Linked DNA regions of Homo sapiens: region 1 is linked to region 2. A link is an interaction called in ENCODE POLR2A ChIA-PET data of the cell type or tissue named here. Cell type or tissue: MCF 10A. All regions are shown on one strand. Links, peaks and the distances in the headings refer to the core of each region. The heading gives the core; the rest is flanking DNA. Region 1 overlaps CMSS1 (cms1 ribosomal small subunit homolog). Region 2 overlaps CMSS1 (cms1 ribosomal small subunit homolog).

Region 1 (12,885 bases), core at 1,801-9,800, 100 kb after region 2:
ATAAAAAAGAAAATTAAAAGGGTAATAGGTAGTTAAGATAACTATTCCACACCATTCCATCAGCACTATGATAACGTGACAAAGTATTAAGAGTACAAGAAGCTGAAGATCTGAGTTGAAGGGCTGCTTCCAGTATATGCTAACCAACTCTGTGTATTTGTTGAAGTCTAAATAACAGTAAGAGTCCCAAAAATATGTTTATTTAGGTTTAAATATACTCTAATTATTCAAACAAGTTTTAAATTATCTAAACATTATTTAAATAAACTTAAATATTATTTAAATAAACTTAAAAGTCGTTCTGCTCCATGAAACCATTCAGAGTTGTCTTCATCCACATGATCAATACTGAAACTCTACCATATCTCTGTTATAGGGCATGGTAGGGAGTTAGGGCATGGGTGGGGAAAATGGCAAAATACATGAAAAGTGTCTTGCTTTCAAGTTAGGGATGACCATCTCTTCTACTTATAGTTCAATGATCCAATCCAAACTCACATAGCCACTTCTCAGTACTGGAAAAGCTAGAAATGTCTGGTTGGGCAGCCATATACCCAGGAAGAGGGGGACAATTAAAGTTTTGAGGAAAACTCAGTCTGCCACAATCTTAGTGCAAACCACTTAACCTTTCTGTGTTTCAGTTTTATCTTCATGACCTTGAAGAAGTTAAAAATTTCTTGAAAAGAACATAAAGTCACCAATCATAAAAGGTTAAAAAAGTAAGACTTTATTGAAATAAATAAGTTATGTTAATCAAAATACAACAACAGGATGAAAAGGCAAGTTACAGATTGGGAGAAGATATTTGCTTATGTATAACCAACAAAAGACTCACATACAGAATATATGAACAACTCCTATAAACCAATAATTTAATAAAAAATAAGACTGACAACCCAATATAAAAGAAACAGACTTGAAGGGGCCTTAAAGAGAATATGCAAATAAGCATGTGAAAGGGAGTTTCAACATTATAAATCATCAGGGAAATACAAATTAAATTTACAACGAGGGAGTACTACAGCCCTACCAGAAAGGCTAATATTTATTTACTTATTTAGAGACAAGGTCTTGGCCCTGTCACCCAGGGTGGATGGAGTACAGTGGTGCGATCTCCGCTCACTGCAACCTCTGCCTCCTGGGCTCAAGCGATCCTCCCACCTCAGCCCCCGCAGGTAGCTGGGACCACAGGCATGCACCACCATGCCCAGCTAATGTTTGTATTTTTTGTAGAGACAGGGTTTCTCCATGTTTTCTAGGCTGGCCTTGAACTTCTAAGTTCAAGTGATCTGCCTGCCTCAGCCTCCCAAACTGCTGGGACTACAAGCATGAGCCACTGCGCCTGGCCAGAAAGGCTAAATAAAAAGATATTACCAAATGTTAAAGAAGTGAAGCAACTAGAGTTTGCATACATTTCTGATGGCAATGTAAATTCCATTTATATGAAGTTGCATTTCCATTAATATGAGAGTCCACATGCATGCAGTCCAAAACAGACAGAATTAATCTACAGTAATAGACATCAAATGGTGGCAACCTCTCAGTAAGAAAGTGGATATCAACTGGAATGTGCCACAAAGGAGGCTAGTGGCAGAGTTGGAAATATTCTATAACTTAATCTGGATAGAGACTATATAGTACACACATATGTAAAAGTGTATCAATCTGTATGCTTAATATTTGTGCACATTTAGTAAAAATAAATTATACCTCAATAAACGAGAAAAATGGAGAAATAATGATTATGCTATAAGATGTAAAATGGAGTATGTTACATGTTCTAAAGATGCAAGACATACAAAGACTAGACCAGCAATTGCTGTGGGCCCTGATGACAAGAAGATTAGTCCTAGTAAGAGCAATTAGAAGACTGGTAGAGGACAAGAGAGTTTGGCTTTGGAATCCTGTGGTTGAGGAACTGGTGAGATATCTAGGAGTAAGTGCACACATGGGACTAGATGGAACTCAGGCCAGCAGTGGTGAAGGTAAAAATTTGGGAGTTTCAGCACAGAAGGGAAGTTGAAACAGTAGTAGATGATAGTCCCAGGGGAGAAATACTGTGGAAAGCAAAGAGTTGGCCTGTCCTGGCAAATGCCTACATTCAAAGGGGGATAAGCTATCTAGGAAGGTAGACAAGAAGCAGTCTATGAAACAGAAAGAGAACTTGGAAAGACCAGTGGGAGTCACCAGGCAGTCAACTATGTTAACTGGCATGGAGCAGTGGCAGAGGATGAAGTCAGAGTGAAGGCTTTTGGATCTGAGGATGCCACCAATGACCTCTGAGAGAACAATTTCTTCAGAATGGTAGACACTGAAACCTGACTTCAAGGACCCAAAGAAGGTGGTGAGGATGTAGACGTAAAGAGTGTAATAATACTCCTTCAAGAGGTTTGCCAAGGACTGGTAGGAAAGAGAGAGGCTGGTCACTTGTAGAAACAGTGAAATTAGGGGGAAAAGCCAACTGAGATTGAAGATTCTAGAGCAAAAGAGGATGGATAGAACGAAGTCTCGCAGAAGAGAAGTGGGTGTGGGAGGCAAGAAGGAGGTAGTTGCTACAGTGATAATGGGGTAAAATTAGCATGAATCTAAAATTGACTGGAAGGCAATAAGCAGCCATAAAGAAAAGTAAAAACAAACAAACAAAAAAACAAAAAAAAGAGAAAAGTAAGGAAACCTCAAGGCTTACTATGTTTGAAATAAAAAGATGTCAAAATAACAAGAATTAATGTTTGGAAGGCTCTTTGACCTCATTTTAATGGAATATCCTATTCTAAAGAAGCATAGTAAATATATTTTTAAAAAGCTCTATTTTAATTTGATAATTCAAAAATGCTAGGGCTGAAAACACTGCCTTCATAGAAACCAAATAAATTTTTGCCAGGCAGATTCTACTACTGAAAATGGTTACAAATACTTGATTGGATAGCAATGTTTTCTCTCCCTACTGAAAGATCTCTTCCAAGATTAGGAACAAAAATACTAGCAAATGATGAAAATAAAATAAGCACATTCTAATGGTGAAACAATCTGGCCTATGGCCCTTATAGACCTTTGTTTATTGTAATGAAAGCCATACACTTATCATTAAGAGCAATAATAACAAAAACATTCATCACACTCACTATTGCCAGAAATGTAAAGTGCTTGTCTGAAAATTGGGCAGCTTAAACCAGGTAAGCAGATTTTAAGGTCCAATCAGATTCTGAAATAGGAGTGTTTGCTTAGAAAAACAAGATGCATATCTCAACAGTTACTCTTCCTGGCCAGAGATCTTGCTTAACTCAATTAGCTTGGGCTTGTTTCTATTACTTGAAGCCATATTTTTCTATTACCAAATGAAGAGTTTTTTATTTAGGACAAATGAGTACCATTAAATGAAGCAGCAGGGGACGACAGCTCTATTATTTCTTATTTCTGCCTCAGAAATAAGAAAAGAGCATTGTGTAGTTTTCTATATGAAGCATCTTAGTAAAAAAAGACACACTTTTTTGGGGGCCACGTCACTGATCCAACCAGCCCAGGGTCCCAGTTTCTCATGGTAGCTACAAGGATGTTGTGTAGGGTCCTGTTAAGATGCAAGCTTAAAAAATGAATTACTCCTAACAGCCAATTTTTGGAATCATCCATAAATCTATCAAAATTCTTCTAAACCTACTTTTTTTTTGGTCCACCTAACCCATATGGAAAATTCTTTAAAACATGCATACATGGCCGGGCGCGGTGGCTCACGCCTGTAATCCCAGCACTTTGGGAGGCCGAGGCAGGTGGATCACGAGGTCAGGGGTTCGAGACCAGCCTGACCAACATGGTGAAACCCCGTCTCTACTAAAAATACAAAAATTAGCTGGGTGTGGTGGCAGGCGCCTGTAATCCCAGCTACTCAGGAGGCTGAGGCAGGAGAATTGCTTGAACCCGGGAGGCGGAGGTTGCAGTGAGCTGAGATCACGCCACTGCACTCCAGCCTGGGTGACAGAGCGAGATTCCGTCTCAAAAAAAAAAACATGCATATGTGTATACATATACACACATGTATGAATACACACAGATTTATGACGTGCCAGCTACTGTTTTAAGTGCTTCTCTCTTAAACTTTAATCCTCATAACAACCCTATGAGAGAGTTACTATTATAAGCAGCATTTTGCAGATGAAGAAACTGAGGCCTGAGATGATAAATAAGGTACCTAGGGACACAAAAGTATAAATGGGCAGGAAAGGAATTAAACCCAGAAGTTTGACCATTTGTTTATATCCTTAATCATGAAACCTCAGATTCTAACAGTTCTAGGTTTAGGTGAACAGGAGTATTTGTCCTGCCACACTGCTTATGATTTTATAGATTTTAGTTGCTTTAAATAAATCACTTTCATAGATTTTTTTCCTCTTTAATCTATCAATTTATCATCTAAATTTCAGACTATCTTCACATGGAAGTTACCCCATTACCATTCTGTCTGTGTAACCTCCAAATTCTGTTAAACCTTTTCCATGACAGGCAACTAGAATAGTAGAAAGCATAACATGGATATGCCTGATTTTTAATAAAAAATAAGATCACACTATTGATTTAGTGTGAATCTCTTCCTGACAAGCATTTTGTTGACTTGTTAATCTTTTTGGTTGTCCAGTGTCTACTGGTAACAATGGACTATAATCCAAGGTTTCTTCCCTGGATCAAAACTATAGTTTTCAGATATAGTTTGAATTACTACCCTTCACACCATTTCCTCAGAATGAGCTGACAGCTAGATACCCTTATATATCAAGATAACTTCCTATTACCATGCCATAGAATCAGAAGGTATTTCATTTTCACTACCTTTTTTCATGTCCTCCCATGGAAATGCATCTGAGAAACTGCTTCTTGTAAAACATGAGCAAATGAGAATGAGTTGAATATCTGTTCAATTCAGTTCAATTCAACAGATATCTATTCAGCACTGACTCTTTCCCAGGTGCTGGGTGTAATAGAAACTGTTATGAGTAACCTCATACTTTTGGTTGTCAAGAGACCATGCCCCCAAATTCCTACTCAAAAAAATGTCACATGGTACTAAGAATGTCTCGAATACTAAGAGTCAGTTACACTAATTTTATTGTCCTCCACAAATGTCTAATATAACATCATGAATATTTCTATTACTTAGGAGGTCAGTGAAAGCAAGCCAATCATTTAAATATTTTGTCTCTAAAAAATAAAACATAGTTGGCTTAACACTGATTCTTGTAAGACCTCATATATTACTGGCAGATTATAGGAAATTAATGAAAAAAACACTCTGTGTTTTGTTTTGTTTATTGGCATCATTATCAGCAACACATATTTTGTGTACCTACTACACAAAAAACATTATGCTGAGCTCTACTAGGGACAAGGCAGGTGGTACCACTCACAAAAAAATCAAATGTATAAATCTTAAAAATGTGTGTGTATGTGTGTGTGTTGAGACTCTTCCTAACCTAGCTGGAATCTGTGCTATTTATCAACAAGATAATGCAGAGAAAAATACCTTACCCATTACTTACATCCCGTCCAGAGTTAATAAAGGAAAAATCACTTGGCTGAGAGTAGAGTTACACAACTTGATTATGCAAAGAGACTGAACTTTGACTATTTAGCTTTAGAATACACATCGCTGATATTTAAGCAGTGTAAACTATGTAATATTATTGTCAGCACAAATCATAGGCCTTGATGTACAGTGAGCTTTCCCGACGAACATCTGGCTAATAGCCAAGCAAAAGTACATAATTTGAAACACTCAATCAGTTTCATTCTGAGGCATTTTGTTCAGTGTTTAATAGCTTCTCCAGGGACAGGAAAATTACAAAAGTGCATTGTTTTGACATGAGCTAAAATGAGTCATCGCTTGTCACTACATTTTTGAGGATTTGGCATTAATCTTCTGAGACAACAAACCATAAACATTAGAAATAAATATCAATTTTCCTAAACAGTTTAGTAAAGGGAGACTACTCTTCTCATTGGAGCAATTAAGTTGGCATCTCTAAAGGAAGGTACTATCCTATTTCAACGTGTAGCCATTTTGTTTTTCTAAACAACACTTTCCTGAAGATTTGTAATGACCATCTAAGACCCAATCCTTAAAGCAATACTAAAGCTTACTTGATTTGTATTAAATAACAAGTTAAAAGAATGTTGTATACAGTTTAATCCTTTGGTAAATTCCACACCAAATGTTATCCAGTATTTCCACCCAGTATTCCCTGCCTGCCTTCATAATTATCAATAAGAAGCAAAGCAAACTGGCTTGAGTTTCAACTCCTGGATTCTCCAGGGTCCAGATCCTACTACCATCATGCCCCTTCCCCTCAGGCATACTCTAGGGCCTAGGCCAATTTCATTTTCCTTTAGATCAGTGCTTCTAACACTTTGCTACATGTAAGAATCACCAGAGAAGCTTTTAAAAAACCTGATAACCGGGGCACATCAATTAGGTCAGAATCTCTGAGGCTGAAACAGCAACTGTGCTAAAAGCTCACACCAGGTAGTTCCAACGTGCAGCTCAGTTTGAGTATCAGCACTTAAGACTTGCGTGGAAAAGAAGAAAGAGGGAAGATTACACAATGATCAGCCCATTTGGTACTTTATGGAAGTTCTGATGAATATTAAGTGTGTGAAGAAATGGTTGGAACAAATAACTTTTATGAAATTACACCTTAGTTATAACATAGGGCTAAAGGTATGGCATTTGGGGCCAAACTTCCTTGGTTTGAAATCTTGTCTATGGCCATACCACCCTGAACGCACTCTATCTCATCTGAAATCTGGTTATTTATGACCTCTTAGAGACTCAGTTTCTTCATCTATTCAATGGGGATAACCCTTATAGGGCTGCTGTAAAGATTAAATGAATTAATTTATATCAATATAAAGGGTTAAAAATAGTGTTTAACATACAAGAAGCACCAGGTATGTGTTAGTTGTTATTAATATCCTCATCATCACCATCTTTGTTTTTTGCACCTCATCAATGTAGATGAGTTGAATATTCTGTCTCAAACTCAAGGAGGTTGAGTGGTTTTGACTTCCATCCTGTAGTCATAAATTTTACTAATGATATCACCATTATATATAATATTTTTAATTTTTAAATTAATTCATCCAATACATATTTACTGAATACCTGCTATGTGTGAAACACTGTTCTAGATATGTATTACATACTAACTTTTCAAATCGCTTTCACATACATTTATATTTATTTCATCCTAAAGTCCTGACAAGTTGGTTCTGACCTCAGAATTATACGATTTCAAAGATCCAGTAGAACCAGAACACCGTATTTAGCACCTTAGGAATGTACTAGTAACAGCTAACTAGTTAAGCCCTACTCTAAGCACTTAAAGTTTGTAACTCATTTAAATATAACAACCCTATGAGGAAGGTACTCTCACCATTCCCATTTTACAGATGAGAAAACGGTGGCACAGAGAAGTTATGCAATTCAACATGCAAACCCAGGGAGTCTGGTTCATCACCCTGGGAGTTAATGTGCATTAAGAAAAGATGCCCTGAAGGTGGACCATAATGGAATCACAATCAAGGAGGTGGGAGTCCAAAGCATCTATCATAACAATTTCAGGAACAGTGTACTTTATGTCAGATTCCTAGTACTTTGTCCTAGAAATAGTTTGCTGAAGAATGCAATAGGGGTTAGGAAACTGCTAGAAAAAAGCAACAACAGCAATCACAACAGCTACCATTTAGATCTCACAAAAAAACTAAATCCTTTATATACAATAACTTGTTTAGTTGTGTCATTAATATAATTCATGGAAAACTTTGTAAAAAGATTTAGGTAGAATAATTTCCAATATGATCTTAAAATATGAGATTTCCATTTTTAACTCTAGTGCATTAGTTATGCTCATTAAGGCTAAAGGAATGCATCATAATAAGAAATGACCAAAACACCCATAAAGTGTAATAACTTGGTATTGGAAACCAAAAATCTGCTTTTGAAAATTATAACCAAGTGTCCTGTTCAAAATAAAACTGAGCAGACTCTTTATATGATGCAAAATAAAGATCAACGAACATCAGAAACTACATTCTTTTAAAAGATATTTTTAGATAAAAAGAAATGAGTTCCCAGTTTAAGTCTCTAAATAAATGCACACATAAAATCTCCATCTAATATAATCAAAGCACATTCACTGTAGCTGTCTTTGAGGTCCTAATAAGGAGGAATAACCACATTTTTTTTTCAGTATGTGTGTTCCAGCCTTCTCAGGTGATGAAACTAGCAACAGAAATTTGATTGGTATTAATAAGTATCTAATAAGAGAGTAGTTTGAAATAAAGCTAAACTTCGATTAGAGCTTCAGAGTCAGTGTTCATGCAATATACCTCATTCAATTGTACCTTCTTCTGGTATTCATATGTAATAGTTCAAGCCTTATTAAAACAAAGCAAAAACAAAACTGCTAGGATGATGTGAAAAATGCACTTTTTTTTTTTTTTTTTTTTTAGATGGAGTCTAGCTCTGCTGCCGAGGCTGGAGTGCAATGGCATGATCTTGGCTCACTGCAATCTCTGCCTCCTGGGTTCAAGTGATTCTCCTGCCTCAGCATTCCAAGTAGCTGGGATTACAGGCACCCGCCATCATGCCCAGCTAGTTTTTGTATTTTTGTAGAGACAGAGTTTCACCATGTTGGCCAGGCTAGTCTTGAACCCCTGACCTCAGGTGATCCACCCACCTCGGCCTCCCAAAGTGCTGGGATAACAGGCATGAGCCAACGCGCTTGACTTGCACATATATTTTTAATGTGTGAGTGGGTGCATGTCATAATTCCAGATGGAAATTTGTCACCACAAAACATAATTTTTATTTAGCTGATCTTTCCAGGTTTCTATTTATAATGGAATGAAAAGATGAAGTTGGGCTTATGAATCAAGACAAACACAGGCCCTGGTCATTGTGTAATTCCATATAGTATAATTTGTTTGCAATCTTTCATTCCATACACCTACAATACAGCTCTAAAAATAATGCTACCTACAATATAAAGATATACTTTTTTTCCAAATAACCTTCAAAAATGTCAAAATATGCAACAAAAATATTGTATCATATCTAAACCCTCAAATAAGCTACATTTAAACCAAGCCTGCCTGCTTTTGAAAGTTTCCTTGAGAGTCTAATAACTTAGATAAGCCTATTTAAAAATAAATACATTCTGACGACTAACTGGAGAAAAAAAAACCAATGTGAGAAAATTAAATGTAACATTGGTATGAGGAATCAGAATTGGAGGTAGGATATCTTTTCTTAATAGAGTTGGTTCTCAATTATTCATGGTGACGAGAAACATGGAAAACTTCATTTAACTATGAACACTGGACATATTCGTGGTCATTTGTTTTACCACATATATTTCAGCAGAAAGCTTTGACACACTATAGGAGATTCTCTGTAGTGGAGTTCTCTTACAGAATCCCTCTATGATCACCATCATCCATCCTGGACATCCCCATCTGGTCAAGGTAAAATATGAGATAGTGGTATGACAAAAAATATAATAAACTAACCAGCTCAGAACCTCATTGCTTCCCAAATCTCAAAAACACAATTTTGGTTTTCTACTTTCAGTATTCTGGATTTCTCCTCAAATACACGATACCCCAGCACTCCATCATAAGGCATCCCATTGTCTTGGCAATAATATTAAGCCTTAGAGAATATAGACTACTCAAGATCTAAAAAAATAACTAGTAAAGAAAATTCAAAATTTGGTGTCAGGCAAATGAACACAAATTAGTTGAGGTATATAATGGCAAACTTTCACTTGTTTTTCTTAGCTTTGTTTTGAGCTGTATTTACTGTCAAAGGTATAGAACAAGTAAGCCAACTTTTTTTTTTTTTGAGACAAAGTCTAGCTCTTGTCCCCCAGGCTGGAGTGCAATGGTGCAATCTCGGCTCCCTGCAACCTCCTCCCGCGGAGGCCTCCTGGGTTCGAGCGATTCTCCTGCCCCAGTCTCCCAAGTAGCTGGGATTACAGGTGTGCACCACAACACCCGGTTAATTTTTGTATTTTTAGTAGAGATTGGGTTTCACTATGTTGGCTAGGCTGGTCTCGAACTTCTGGCCTCAAGTGATCTGCCCACCTCTGCCTCCCAAAATGCTGGGATTACAGGCGTGAGCCACCATGCTTGGCCAAAAGTTGACAATATTCTTAATCACAATCATTTCTATGCAAAGAAAGAAAAAAAAATTTGTTCTGAGAAACAAATCATTCTCTCTAGCACTTTTCTCCAATTGGCCATAATTAAATTTTGCGACTGAAAATACATTTTCTATTTATTAGCCATGTATGACAGGTGAGTGGAAATGGACTTCAGCACCCGTTGTATACACTGATTTGTTATGAAAATTATTTTTTCAAAGAAAATCACTGTGCTTTCAATTTATTAGTAGGCAACATTGCTTATGAATATATTGTGGAACAAAAACCGTTAAACCCTAGTCCTCTGGAACCTTATAGAATCTCAAAACTCTACTGAACAAAGGTTCGGTTGCTATGGCAACAAATGAATCAACACTATCATTGTAGAATTATAATTTAAATGAAGAGCACTCCAGAAGATAGTAATTTGGTGCCTGTTCCTTTGTTCTTAGCCCATCAAAATAGTTGTTGTTAACTACTTCCTCTCTTTTTGTTCTTACTACTTTAATAAAGGGTCCTATTTCCTGACTACGTTCTCTTTTGGGAACCTTTCTCTCAAAGGACTCTGTATGAAGCCTCAGTAGCTTAAGGTGACTACCATTCATGAAAAAAACCAAAATCCCCAAAGCCTAGAAAATATATACACTTCACACACAGAAATGCTGTACTAATGGGGCATGCAGACTGTTTAAAATGAAACAGCCTCTCTCTAGAAAAGCATACCAATTATGTGGCTAACATTAGGGCAACAAATTTTCCCTTGCCTTCCTTTTGCATATGCCTGTCATTTTCCTCCTATAGTTTCCATTCACTGTTTCAAACATATGTTGCCACTTATTTGCCAGGAAAGGAATCTCTGACCTACTCCCTTTATGTATCATGAAATAGCAGACGGAATGGAGCCAGTGAGAGCACCATTAGCAGTTATTCACACTTCTGTTTTCCCTTAACTTCCTTTTTTTTTTCTAAAAGTTTATTCCACATATGTGAAGAAGGATGTGTAATCACAAAGACATCCATGACTCATGCTTTATAATATGGAACCGTGGCAGTTCCCTGCAGAAGCAAATGGTTCCCTCCTCCAGTGAGCCACATGTCTCCTCTACAAAAAGACTATCTTTACAGCTTAGAGCTTGACCAAACATAGATGATGGGTTCCTTTGTCCAGCCCTGACCAAACATCAACATTGTTTTCTTTTCTAGCAATCACTGCTAGAGTTTAGCCAACATTTAACCAGTCTTTTAAGGAGGCACCTATTCTATGGGTGAAGGCTGCTAGGGTATTGTCCTGAGTCAACAGAAAACTTGATGGAGAGTAGTTAAAAGGAAGAGGTTTTCCATCAAAGATGAAGGAGATTAAGGAAGACAACATGTGGAAGTGTGGTATTACATGTACAGTGATAAGAAATGAATGTTTATTTCGATCTGCACTGATTATCCCCTTTTGGTATACGAAAACCAATCTATAGGTTAAAAAAAATTACCATGGGTTCATAGTTATGCTATTGTGAACTAAGTTCCCTAAACTATATCTAGCAAACACCACCAGGAACTTGGCCTCTTCTGCAAAAGGAGATCAGCCAAAAAATAAGCTCTTGCCCATGAGCGGAAGGAAATACAGTACCTTGAATAAGCCACAAATATTACCATTCATATGTTATGGGATACATAGTAAAAAAAAAAAAAAAAAAGTCCTGCTGACTGAAAGCTCACTAAATATATGAGACCAACTGCAAAGCTAGTTGGATTATGATTCATTCTTTAAAGAGGGATGTTTTCAGCTTTTCCAGCAGTGAACATGGGTGACTGCAAGTTGCCTAAAAGAACATGCTATCATGCTTGAACCTGAGACAGCTAAGAATAAAATATAGTTAAGTTTAACCATCCTGGCCACTATATATATATAAGCATTCTCTGGGTTATGAACACCTGAGTTGTGAACATTCTCTCTATATAAAAAGCCAGCCTACACCCTGTTCGAAGGATGGCACCTGGAGGGCAAGAGTATTTCCAGAGCTACTTTTCTTCAGGTTAGTTGGCCTGAGGCTGCCATGGATGTGACAGGGAGGTATTCACCTGGAATCCAAAGTGGGAACCTGGAACACATTTGTTAATTAAATATCATGTTTCGTGTAACACATAGGGTCCCAGCTAGTCCACAAAAAGCTAGCTGACCTAAATATAGCTTGAACTCTATACGTTTGCAAGAATATTGTTCTCTACTCCGTACTGTAATAATAGGAGTACATATAAACCTTGTGAATTATGCTATTATTGTGCTACAAAATCACCATACTATCACAGTTACCTAAATGGAGTTTTCAGCTTTATTATGGGTTGAGTAAGCTTCCTTGTGCTAGTCTGGGAATCAACTCCATAATTAATAATATCGTTTTTATGAGGAAATATCTTGAAACAGTCTTTCTGCAAGATAGTAAACTTCCTACATTTAAAAAATTAAAGTATTCACTTTCCTCCTTGCTGTAAGAAAGCAAATTGCCCTAAGATCTAAATTCAGAGTAAATTCAGCATTATCCTACATTTCTTCCATGAGCAAAAGAAATAATAAGCAACACAGACTTTAGAAGTATCAAAAAACCAACCCAAAACAAAAAGGTGACAACTAAAAGTGGAAACAAGAAAATAGCACACCAGCACACAAAGCTAATGGGGCCAGTGAATCCACCTCTGGCCA
Region 2 (12,885 bases), core at 3,067-11,066:
AAGGAAATGGTAAACATGGAGCAAAAGCAATGGTGAAAGAAAGTGGTATTTACTTTCAAACCACTTGGCTCTCATACATATTTTAAGGGGTCAGTTTTGAAAACGTGGACACGTATACATATAAGGGCTACAGCTAAACCATACATTGCACTCTCTTTCTCAAGACCTCTGGTTACTAAGAGAGAGACAATCAAAGCTGCAGACTTTCAAATATCTTTGCCTCCTATGACTCAAGAAAAAGGTGCCAGTGTATCATGTGCTACTGTAATTTCCTCTGTTGACTTTCTTTCCCCTTAACACTTAGATGTTTTGGCTGTTTGCTTTTTTATTTTCCAAAGTGAATACTGATGTTCATGAAAGGTGCCAGATTAACAACCTGGGGAAATTAAGAGCTTGGTCTATCAAGTGAAAAGGCTCAGTGTAGTGGAGGTGACGAAAGTTTCCCCTATACCGTGCTTGCCTATGTGCATTAGCTCTGACCCACAGTCACCCCAGCCCTCTAGTCTTCATGGTCCATTAATGTCTTTGACTGCTCAGGTTGCTAACAGGAGCAGACAGTCTTGTTTCTGCTTTTAATGCTATCATTATTATTACCACTACTGCGAACTCTAACTCCCTCAGTGAAATTATGGGGAAATTTATATTGGCTGCCATTTTGTTTCAGGACAACAGGAAAATAAATTGAACTGAAGATAGATCTTATATTCTTGATAATACCGTAGGTTAAAATCCAAGAATTTCTTCAAACAGGAGGCAAAGCTTTGAGTGATCAAATTGAAACAGGCCTCAGTAAGTTCAGTCACTTGCACTCAATTTGAATTCTCATTCGGGAATATTCTAATATTTAAAGGCCAAAGAAGCTTTATTTTTCCTTTTAAGTCTACTGCAAACCAGTCATTTTTATTATTTCTTAGCAACTATGGTAAAGGTTTGGGTGGATGTTGAGGCTAAAACTATCGTTGCATATGAAATCTGAAAATCAATGTCAAACAGAAAAAAGTTTCTTTCCTATATTTATAGGTGTTCCAAGTTTCTGAACTATGTAGGCACTTTGTAATTATTAATTAATCCCACCCATGCCCAGGAATAAAATCACTTTGCTGCATCTAGTCAGATGACCAACAACTGTTTATTGATGACATTATGCTATTTCTGCACGCAAAATACAAGGGCCAGAGCAAGACAATACTCCTCCTAGTCTAGAGTTTATAACAGTAAGAGAAGCAAGGCTAGCAAACATATGCAAACATTAATGGTACAATGAAGTACAATGCTGAATGTTGCTGTGCAATAGACTTATAATTACTTAATAATTATTTGGAAAGATCATAGTATTAACCCCACCATTGTTCCCTGTCTTTGCTATTGTCCTTCTTTTTGTCAAAGACTATATTCTTTGCAGCTAGAGTAGATTTCCATCTTGACATCACCAGCACTTCCTCTAAATTCTAATCTCTAGAAGTCCTGGAGAATGAGAATTGCAGGATACCAATGACTACAGCAAACACATGGTAACACTTATATGAAGGGTACCCTGGCTGCAACTCATATGAAAATCTTGGAAAATTTTAGTTTGGGGAACTTTGGCTGCTTTTTTTCTTTGCCTTGCATAGCCTTTATCAAGCAAGTCCTTATGGTATTAAAACATTTGGCACTGGTTCAAGTCTATGCTATTGCTGGCAGGGAATCTAATTGGGAAGCAGGGGTGGAGTAGTTACCTTTATCAGGAATGACCTTAAAGTTATGGAAAGGCTCCTTCCTTCCCACTGCTTAGTAGCCTTACTGAAAGCTTTAAACCCAGATGTGAGAAAAGAGAATGTCTCCAACAGCAGCAGCAATTTATTGTAATTATGTTAGTAAAAACATTAGGAAGGTGGAAAATGTTATGTCAACTTGGAGGAGGGAAACACTTTGTGTACAGGTCCCAGGCAAGGTTGTGCTGGGGAAAACAACCATAACCTATAATTCCCAGGGAGCCCTCAGTTTCCAAATTTGCAAGAAAATTAGGAGTTAACTATTTTAAAAACTAGTAACTATATGCAATGCATTACCCAGTGGGTGAGAGACTATAAGAATCTGTTCACTAACAGACACCAATAGACACCTGTCTGTACTCCCTCAGTGGCTGGCAGTGGCCAATTCCCTGTTACCACTAGATAACTAATATATTTTTTCTATCAGTACTATATCACAATTGGTAACAGTGGCAGTCAAAGCAACAAGGCCCATTTTGCCTACACGATACTGTAGCTTCCATCAGTGACACACTTTTTTGGTTTAAGGCAATTTAAAGGTTGACCTTGAAATGCAATTAGAGCAAAATCTGTACACTTTCTGGGCCAATTCTGGGCCTCTCTGTGCCTCAGTCACATAACTGAGAGTTGGTTTTGTCCCTGACTCTCTTCTTCATTACATAACGGATCTCTTACTGTTTCTGCTGACTAGACTTTTGCATCTTTCATGATTTGATTTCTCTCATTTCATCTTCTCATTTTTTTCTGTGGTGGGAGATATACAAGCAAGGTTTCCAAAATTTGATATTTCACACAAAATGCATTAGCGAGCCATGGCAAAAATCTGTTTTGTGGGCAGACACATCATCAAAGCTCTCCTCTACATGGACTAGTTTTCTAGTCAAATAAAAATTTCAGGAAATAAGATATTTTCATCTCAAAAAATAAAAGCTAAAAAGAGTATGTCTGAGAGACTCAAACCATTTACTTTCATGGTCATGAAGAGAAAATAGAAAAAGCAATAAAAGCCTTAAGAGCAGAAAATGACAGGTGATTTCTCCTTTTCTTCCCATTTCAAACATTTACCAATAGGCTAATGAATGCCAAGGATGCAAGAAAAAGCGAGTCAGAAAACTGTAGGCCACAAGATGGTGTAAACCTCATGTGGAAAATACCAGCTAAGGCACTAAGAAAGCCAGTAAGTAATGAAAGATTTATAAAGATGAATATGCTCAAGTTTTGGACAAAGAATATACAGAACAAAACCAAACAAAAACACTTTTTAAAACAAGTTATTTTTTATCCTTCTCAATGCATATTAGAGATAGTTCAATTTTAAAAGCTTGCAGTGGTTTAGTAATCAAATAGCTTAAGACAATGCACAGTTCTACCCATCAAGAATGCTTGTTTACTTTGGCTGACATGCCGCAATTATTAATTTACTTATCTGATTCAAAACAGAGTAAGCTCTTACTTTTAATTTCCTAACTTAACTAGCAAACTCTGGGAGTCACTATGCTAAGGGCTGAGTGCAACCCAAGCTGGAATTTTTTTTTTTTTTTGGAAAGAAAAGATGTAAGATAAATGAGCTGAATTCTCATCATTCCAAAGCTGAGTTTTAACAGTACTAAACAAAAAGGGTAAAACTACAACTTCTGGGATTTGAATGATAGCCTTCATGACTATATAGAAAAAATACTTTTTTTAAAAGGAGACTTTGGGGCAGAAAATTATAGATGATAACCTCATGAAAAGCACTGAAAGATAGGAACCAAATTTATCCATTTGTGGGTAATAGTTATGATAATTATGGGGAAGGAGGAAAAAAGGCTGTTGGCAAAGGTATTCAAAGGAAGTACCTAACTATTCCACTCATGAAGAAATCTGGAGATTATTTAGGGAAATGACTTGTACAAAGGAAACAATTCAAAGACAACAAAAACAAAATTTAAATAAGAGCCAAAGATCAGTTGAGGGCTGGGGAAAACAGTTTGGGTTAGTTTCTGAGGTTATCTTAATGGGGTCAGCCTGTCTTACTGCCCCAGCCCCCAGAAACCACCAGTATACCTACCTGCATCCCACAGAGTTTTATAACTGCAACAAATTTTACCCAGAGGTCTACGGCTAAGGGCTTTCTGGTCTAATGCTTTAGGGCTTTCCAGAAACCTCTTTTCTATAAAACTTCTATCCCACTTCCTATCAAACTACCTTTCCCTTCTCTACCATTCTCCATTCTGGTTCTGGCATGTGTGGATTGAAAAAGCAATAGCGGAGGTGGGAATGAATGGGGACACAGCTGGTCTGTGGCAAAGAGATGGTGGGTAGCAAGCAGCTGCATTTTGGAGGATTAGGATCTTGGAAGCCAAAGAAAGCTTCTTCCAAGTTCTCTCCTTTCAGTTCTTTCCTCTCTTGGGCAATAATAGAAATTCCACAAAACACACAAACTTTCTGAATTCACAACACTCTTCCTCATAACCAAGTGTGTTTATTATGACTGCTAACATTTTCTGTGTGCCTTGTATTTAGATTTCTCTAAGAGTTTCAAAGAGGCTTATAAATTTCCATTAAAACAAATATTTCTGGCTATATTTTATAAATACAATTTAACTTTAGAATCATTGGAATTCAATTTGTTAAAAGGTTATTCTTGTAAAATTTGGTTTATTACACTACACTCACATTTCCTAAACCAGGGTTCTTAAAATCTAGACTTCATAAGAATTCTCAGGGATGCTATAAATATAGATTCATATTTAGTAGGTCTTGGGTGGAACCCTGGAATCTACATTTTTAATAAGCACCCAAGGAGATTCCTATACAGTGGGGGTAGAGGGACCCCACTCTGAGATCCCATCCTAATCTGAACCCCCTAACCTCCCAGCTTCACCTTTTTCAAGACAGCCTGTTTGAGTGACAGTAGTCAAGCAGTCACACTGAATATTGAGCCAAAAACACAAAGTGAGCAATCTGAGAAAAAGAAAATTATCACCAACAACCTTTCATTTTTAACAATACAAGGTGCTATACAAATACAGGAAAGAAAGGGAGGTTTCCTGGTTGTAACTCCACTTCCTTGAGTAAGATAAGGTTTGGTATTATGAATGAATTAGCTGGCTTTCCTATTCATAAGAGTTGAACCTTTACTGGCTTTCTGGTTACGTCCTGCTGCATTCTGGCACCCCTTTTCCCAGCATGATGACAGCCTTGTAGAGCCAGCCTTGATTTCTCAAATTGCAAGCAAATTAGAACCTAACTACTTAGAAAAGTAATGAAAGTGAAATCCAATATCTAATGGGTATGAGGCTATGAGAATCTGCTTGCCAACAGACACCAATAATTCTCCTGCCTCTAATCTCTCAGTGGCCAGATTTTCCCCACCTGCCCCATAGGGGGAAACTCAAACATTAAGAATCTCAGACTAGCTCAGAAGCCAGAATTCATTTTGATGACATTACGTGCTTCCACTTTTAAACCCACCAATCCTACCTTTTAGGTATTATCACTACCTAGTCCCAGTTCTCATTCCTCAACCCCCACCTATGGTGCTCTCTCTTCATGAAGCCGTCCTCTTTTGGTTTCATGACATCCTGTTGGCTACTCTGTCCTGATGATGATGATGTTTCTTAATTCCTTGTATCTTGGTTTTGACCTTATAATTGACTACAACTATTCTTTCAAACGTCACCTGCAACTAAATTTAATGGGATTTTCTTAATCCTTTTTCTCCACCACTCTGATGGGTGACCTCATTGGATTTTTCCTTCTGTTGGTTCTCCTCCCTTGGTTTCAGTGGTAACACAGTTCTCTTATGAACACAAAGAATATTTGATCTTCTCAGTATTAATCCTTCCAACCTGTCACAATACACAGAGAATAGAAGATATGTTCAGCTACCATTATACACAATGTTCTTGAGCCCAAGACAGTTTCAGTTCACTCTAAAGAAAAATCCCCTCCTTGATTATATGCAACCCACTATCATCCTACGGAAGCTGCATTTTACTTGGAGTTTAGGTTTCTTGGAGAATATGTAAGGGGGAAAAAACCCTCAATTTATGTCAAAATTACCTTGCAAATCCCCTAGGAAGGCATCATGCAGGAAGCCAATACTGTCTCTCAGTAGGCCGAATCAAGGTGGATTTTGCCTCCAGTTTTGGTAACCATCTGAGTAAGGCAAGATGCTTACCCTGAGAGAGGCAGGTGGGAACAGACATGTACAGAAAAATCAATATACACCGTCCATTTCAGGTTCATTCCCAGGCATAGACTCATTGAATACAACCTGAGAAGACTTGTTTGCACAATGTAAATTTTTATGCCTTCTCTCTTTATATTCATTTGCTGAGCAGGTGTAGTTGAACTCATGCAAAGTTAGTGTTTGTATGATACAACTTCAACATAGAACTTAATGGTTATTGCTCAATAAATATACATATGTCTATGCTCTTGACTTTTAGCATCTCAAGGGTAAACAAACAACAGAGGCAGACACTAGATCAAGTATGAAGATCATAGATCAAGTATGAAGATGACCTTAAGAAAACTGGAGAGTTTTCTTGCAAAAACTTCTCGAGTACACAAATCAAATATACTTGTGATGCACTGGAAAAAACACTGTACTTAGTGTCAAGGGACTGAGATTCTAATTCCAATTCTGACACACATTAGCTAAGTCACCTGGGCCATCTACAAAATGGATACTTCACAGGGTTGTTTTGAGATTCAAAAGAAAAAATGCATGTGAACGCATCTATCATAGTCACTTGCACATGGTAGGCACTTGCTACAGGTTTATTCTAGGTGCATTGGTTAAACTGAAGCTAAGAAGACAAAACAACCACGTAAGGGAAGAAAACCCTGACAGTGCTGGGCATATGGCAGGTGCTATGTAAGTATTTACTGCACTACACTGAGACAGAAATCAAGCTGGTTTGACTGAGTCAATGTGTAACTTGCCAGTTCTAACATTCTTTTATTTTCTCCACATGGTCATTGGTATGAAGTCCACTTATGGCTTCATAAACATGGGCTTACAACAAAAGTGCTTCTAATCAGATTTGGCAGGAAAAGGAGAGAAACACAGGGTGAGGTAAGTGTGAGGCTACAGTGCTGAATAATAGGGATGGCAGTACCTCAGTATGTGAGTCACACAGACATCAAGCAGTACACAGCTAGAGATAATTCGCAGGTAAATGCTGCACAATCCATTACGTCATCCCTCCTCTGCCCTTTCTTCATCAATCTTGTCGCCTGGACTCTGATGCAACCCAGCAAGAATGTCTGATTTGCAGACAGCAGAGAGAGCTTCAGAACATACACATACTCATCAGAGAAGGCAATATGAACCCAAACTGAAGTTTCTGGTACTTCCTTTTGTTTAAATCATGCTTTAGAGGGGAAGTCATAGGGGTGGGATGTATAACTAGAGATCAAGCCACCTGGTCTAAGGCCTAAGGGACTAGGCTTCATCATTTTGGACAAGTCACTCCAGGTCCACAGGCCCCGTTTCCACATGTACAATTAGATGAGCTTCAAGGTCTTTTTTAGCTATGTAATTTCATCATTAAAAATTGAGGTCAATCACACCCATATGATGGACAGATATGCATTTGGTTTTAAAAGCTAGGCATAAAATCAGCTTTACTTTTTATCAGCTATCTAGGTCACTCAAATTTTAGGCTACTTCCATCCTACTCGGAATTACTAGAAGAGTGTGTACCTGTGTGCAAATCTTGTAAAAGCAAGTAAGCAGTGGCAGGCAGAAACTGGTGGTTCTAGAAAATGTGAATATTCACTCCTGAGATTATAGAGATACTCCAGTCTAAGCCACAGAAGCTTGAAAGCAAATGTGTATCAGGGGATATAATGTATTAAGACCTATCTTCTGTATGGAGAATGTTTTGAACAACAAGAAGTTTTGAAGGTACAAAAAATTCATAATAATTCATAACTTAAAAGAGATGCTCTAACCTAACTCTAAACCAAAATCATGATCAGTCTGTGCGTGATTTACCCAGCAGCTTTTAAGTACAACACCATCAGCTCCAAATAAAGAAGAATTCATTAGAGACACAGGTCTGTACAGGAGGTGGTCAGTCCCAGTGAGCTTTGGGCATGTTTTCCACTTGCAGTGGCACCGCGCTTTTCCAGAGCTGCAAACAGTCACACACGCATCACCAGCAGATTTGTGATGGAATCTCCAGAGAGGGGCATTTCCAACAAAGCTTCAGAATTGGGGGGGATATGGACAAGCCCACTGGAGATGAAAACCAGATGTCTCATTGTGCTTCCCTCATAGGCGACACCGTGTTGGGTCCCCGACCTTCTATGCTGAGCAGCTTAGGGGAGGGTAAGTTGCCCCACCACACCTGGTGCAGCATTCAACAAGACACCCATCCCTTTAATTATTCAGCCAAATGATTTATGAGGCTTGGCAGCAAAGACTTGGCAGACTGGTTTAAATTCAAAGGATCCAACCTACAGGTATTTTGAAAACCTTGGCCACATCTGCAATGTGTACTGTTTCTTTTGGGAGAGGAAAGAAGAGAAAGGGAGAAGATGTGACCTGCCTGACAGGAAGACAAGACCCAACTAGATGGAACATGTCTCCCACTCCCTCCCCACCCTGTCATTTAACAATGTTCTGGCTGACTTTCTTCCTACGAAAAGCAATCAGATAGAGTTTTAAAGATGTAAAATCCCAGAACCACCAATACATTCTCATAAACTGGGCTCAGTTGGGTTGTTCTGATTGATTACTGATGGTATAATCTTTTTGATCAACTAGGGAAGTGGTCAGCCAACTTTTTCCCTAAAAAGCCAGATAGTAATATTTCAGATTTTGTGGGCTATGTGATCTCTGTCGCAGCTACTCACCTCTGACACTGCGTCACAGAAACAGCGATAGATAATATGTAAATGAAGGAGTATAGCCATGTTCCAATAAAACTTTATTTACAAAAACAGATTAAGGGTCTGATTTGATCTGCTGGTCATAGTATACTATTAAATAGGTGAACTGAGACAAAGTGAGAGGGTATGGCTACTACTACTAAATTTATCACCACTTAACCCTATTTAAATCTAAGCCAATTTTGGGAGGACAGCTAACCTCTAAAATAACTGCATTAATAAGTAGGCACAATAATATTTTTGGGAAGAGTGTGTGTGTGTGTGAAATATAGAACAATTCAAAGGGAATTGAACAGTTTTAAAAAATCTATCACCCAGTAACTAGGTTATCTTATAGAAAACATAGTTGGCATTAAATCAAGGAGCTACTCTTACAAGTGTCTTGCCGTAGGTCAACTACAGGCTTTGACTACACATTTATATACAACATAGTTACTGAGTAATATATTTGTTAAAGTGTTCCATTATTTGTAAACCAATCTGTATGTTATTTGTGTACACATTTCAATACACTTCAAACAATAAACACCAAACTGTAAACAGTGGCTACTCCTGGGGAATAGGGGTTAGAATTTTTATTAATTTTTTTAAGAGACAGAGTCTTGCGCTATCGCCCAGGTTGGAGTGCAATAGCACAATCATAGCTCACTCTGGCCTTGAACTCCTGGGCCCAAGCAATCCTCCTGCCTTGGCCTCCCAAAGTGCTGGAATTACAGCCATAAGCTACTGCGCCTGGTCAGAATTTTCACTTTTAGGAGTATTGTCTGAATTTTCACTTCCCATCAAATTTTCACCCGTTTTTACCCTTTCTTCCAGCTCCTTCTCCCCTTCCTTGATTTGGCCTAGCAGCAGTCACACATATTACTAGATCTACAGCTGACGACATTCACACAACAGCAGCTGCCAATAAATATATGATATTCCTCATTTAGTAGGAGGGATGGATAACAAACAAGAAAACAAATAAATACACAAGTTATTTTCAGGTTGTAGTAAATACTTTGAGGGACAAGGTGATAGAGGAGGCCCCTTTGGATGACTTTTTTCCTACAAAAAGCAAGGTCACCGGACAATATTACTGAGGAGGTGATAATTAGATAGAGACCTGAAGGATCAGAAGAAGGCAGGAAGAAATTTTTGTGGAACAAATTCCAGGCTAATTGTAAAGTGTTCTGGTCTTGACTCTAGGCCAGTGTTTCCAGTCCTGATTATATATTAGAATCAACTTGGGCGCTTTCAAAAAATAGAGATGCCTGGGCCCCATTACAGGCAAATAAGACTCTGGAGGTGGAGTCTGGTATTTCTTTTCTTTTTGTTTTTAAGCCAGGGCTGAGAATCACTGTTCTAGAGTCTAGAGATACCTTTATGTCAACACAAACAGAGGCCCATAGTCCAATATGGAGGGAATTGGACTATGTGTGAAACTGAACTATTAAATTTTAGCATGGCATGTTTTGTTTTGTTTTGTTTTTTTAAATCTAGCAGATTAACTGGATGCACTGTTTGGTGATGTGATGAAGCCTTGAGGAATCTCCCCTTGCCATTGAGCAAGAGACCATGAGAAACAACCCAGGGCTTTTAATTGGGACCTTTTGCCTGAACTTCTGGCAAATCATAAAGCAATGAACCATCAAGTGACAGACTTCTTTGATGTGTTTAGCAAAGCGCTGACTGAAAAGCCTATATCCCGAGATCCTCTCTAACAGATTCAAGACTCACTGAACCACAAGGAGAAGTTCCCAAGGCAAGGATTTAGCTTATACAGTGTAAGGATATATATGTTCCCATATTCATGCACCTCCCTTATCCAACTCTAAATAAAGTCTGTCGATAATCTACTAAACAATTTTAGGCAGTTGTTGCAATTTCCTCCCAACCACTCACCCACCCATCCATCCATCCAAAATACAACTACTATTGCACACCAACTCTATACTTATGACTCTGATGCAGGGAATATACACGCCTTCCATTCCAGTGGGAGAGAAACACAGTAATGATCACAAAAGAATGTGATATGTGCTATGAGACAGTGCCCCTCTTTTTCCTCCTTGCTACAGTGAGAGCTTATCACACTTTCTAAAATTTGCTTAAATATGCTTCCTCACCTAGAGATCATTAAAAAATAAAGGCTGCTTTACTCAGTATCTTCAACACTAAATACAATTCATGGCATAAAACTGGCATTCAACAACTGTAAATTGAATCAGTAACTGAGATATATATGACGGATATAGGTACATAGTACAAGTGCCTATGGGAGGCACGGAAGGCTTCACAGAGTAGCAACGTCAAAGCTAAGTATTAAAGAATAAACCAAAAATCTTGTGGTGGAGGTTTTCTCTGGGTGTGTGCTTGAATTTTATGCCAAAGATAGTGGAGAACTACTGAAAGTTTCTAGTTGGGGGAAAAGATTAGGTTAGAGTTTAAGAACCATGGCCGGGCGCGGTGGCTCACGCCTGTAATCCCATTACTTTGGGAGGCTAAGGCGGGCGGATCACGAGGTCAGGAGATCGAGACCATCCTGGCTAATACGGTGAAACCCGGTCTCTACTAAAAATACAAAAACAAAAAATTGGCTGGGGCATGGTGGCATGTGCTTGTAGTCCCAGCTACTGGGGAGGCTGAGGCGGGAGAATCGCGTGAACCCGGGAGGCGGAGCTTGCAGTGAGCCGAGATCGCACCACTGCACTCCAGCATGGGTGCTGGAAAGACTAAGTTTTGAGTTTTGTCTTTCTTTAATTAGCTCCAAAATACCTGCATTTTTCTCCTGCAAAAGTGGTACAACCCACAAGTCCTACTTCCCTACTTCCCTTTACCAAATTGTGCTTGGTAAAAATCTAATCTCAAAAATGTACATTCTTTGAGTACGTATATATAGTTTACCCCACTCAAAGAATGTGTTGGTATACAAACATTTAAACACATGCAAGATGGGTTGCTACACCAAACATTTAAACTCACTCTACTTAAAGATGTTTCTAACCCTGTAGTTAGAAAACATTCCAAGAAAGACATTTTCAGATCTAAATTAGGGATATCTAGGATAGATTTATCCTTTACAAATAGCTACTAATTTATAGAACTAAGTATTAGGTTGGTGCAAAAGTAATTGCAGTTTTTGCCATTAATAACTTTTCAGATGGTAACAGATCTTGCTGAGATTAGAAACTCTTTCAGTAGTACACTATGATTCTGAATTTCCGCACCAGTTAACTGGTTTTAACTCACAAGTTAAACTAAACACTAGTTAACTTGTGTTTCCACAAGTTTTCCACACCAGTTAACTGGTTTTAGCTCTATGCTCTAGCAGGAACCTGAAATGACTCTTCTGAATAATTTTATTCAACTTGATCTTGATTCTTGATGTAGAAATCCTAAGCCTACATTTGTAAAGCAGATTATCTTCAAAATGCATTATACTTTAGTTTACATTTTATTAAGGTTTGTGTAATAAGAGCATGACTTATGTGTTAAATTGCCAGATATTTGGTATTTGAGGGAAATCAAAACTCTATTACCTCATGCTATTCTTATTTTATCTTTTCATAAATATTCTTTATTTTCATAGCTCTGTGTACAAAGTTTTAAACTACTAATAAATCTGCTCTATTATTCACTTCAGAGGAAGTGACAGTAAGGATCACTGAAATATTCTTTTTACTTTTTCTGGAAGCACTTTTGTTGGTTTCTCTGCTATCCTTCCCACCCTGCCCCTACCATCTATTGTGAATATTACTGGTGAGTCAGGCTCTGGCAAAATTGAAAAAGCTTCCTACGTATTCTAATGCGTAGCCAAGATTGAGAACCACTGGGGTATCAGAAAGAACAATGGACTTGGAAGACTTAGCCTCAAAATCTGGATTTGTCACTTAATGGTGACATGTGACTCATTTTCCCAATAATACACTTGTGAGGATTAAAAAGATAGCATACAGCCATTTCCTCTAGGTTTTCTAGTTTGTGAGCACATAGTTGTTCCTAATAGTCTCTGGTGATCTTTTATATTTCTTGGTATCAGTTGTAAAAAATGCCTCCTTTTATCATTTCTGATTTTTATTTGGACCTTCTTCTTGGTTAGTCTAGCAAGCAGTTTATCCATTTTGTTTATCCTTTCAAAGAACCAACTTTTCATTTTGTCCATCCTTTGTATGGTTTTTCTTGTTTCTACTCCATTTAGTTCTGCTCTGATCTTTGTTATTTCTTTTCTTCTGCTAACTTTGGGTTTAGTTTGTGATGT

The links. Peaks named below come from ENCODE experiments on the same cell type or tissue, not always from the same donor. Only the 100,000 strongest peaks of a DNase experiment are listed, where the experiment ranks them.
Region 1: POLR2A ChIA-PET joins it to region 2 with 21 read pairs; 4 of 35 experiments call an interaction of 5 or more read pairs at or near these places.

What each region holds. Positions count from the first base shown.
Region 1 is chr3:99,894,374-99,907,258 of GRCh38, reverse strand. The region is part of intron 1 of CMSS1 (cms1 ribosomal small subunit homolog); the gene reads right to left. The region is part of intron 4 of FILIP1L (filamin A interacting protein 1 like); the gene reads left to right. All of the region lies in intron 1 of LOC105374010 (a long non-coding RNA gene), which reads right to left. Among named protein-coding and RNA genes, the nearest start is that of MIR3921, 64 kb to the left of the region's middle. In MCF 10A, for the core only: no CTCF peak of the experiment used is centred there; a DNase peak (open chromatin) is centred at 5,798.
Region 2 is chr3:99,997,066-100,009,950 of GRCh38, reverse strand. All of the region lies in intron 1 of CMSS1 (cms1 ribosomal small subunit homolog), which reads right to left. All of the region lies in intron 1 of FILIP1L (filamin A interacting protein 1 like), which reads left to right. The region is part of intron 1 of LOC105374010 (a long non-coding RNA gene); the gene reads right to left. Among named protein-coding and RNA genes, the nearest start is that of MIR3921, 39 kb to the right of the region's middle. In MCF 10A, for the core only: no CTCF peak of the experiment used is centred there; DNase peaks (open chromatin) are centred at 6,920 and 8,240.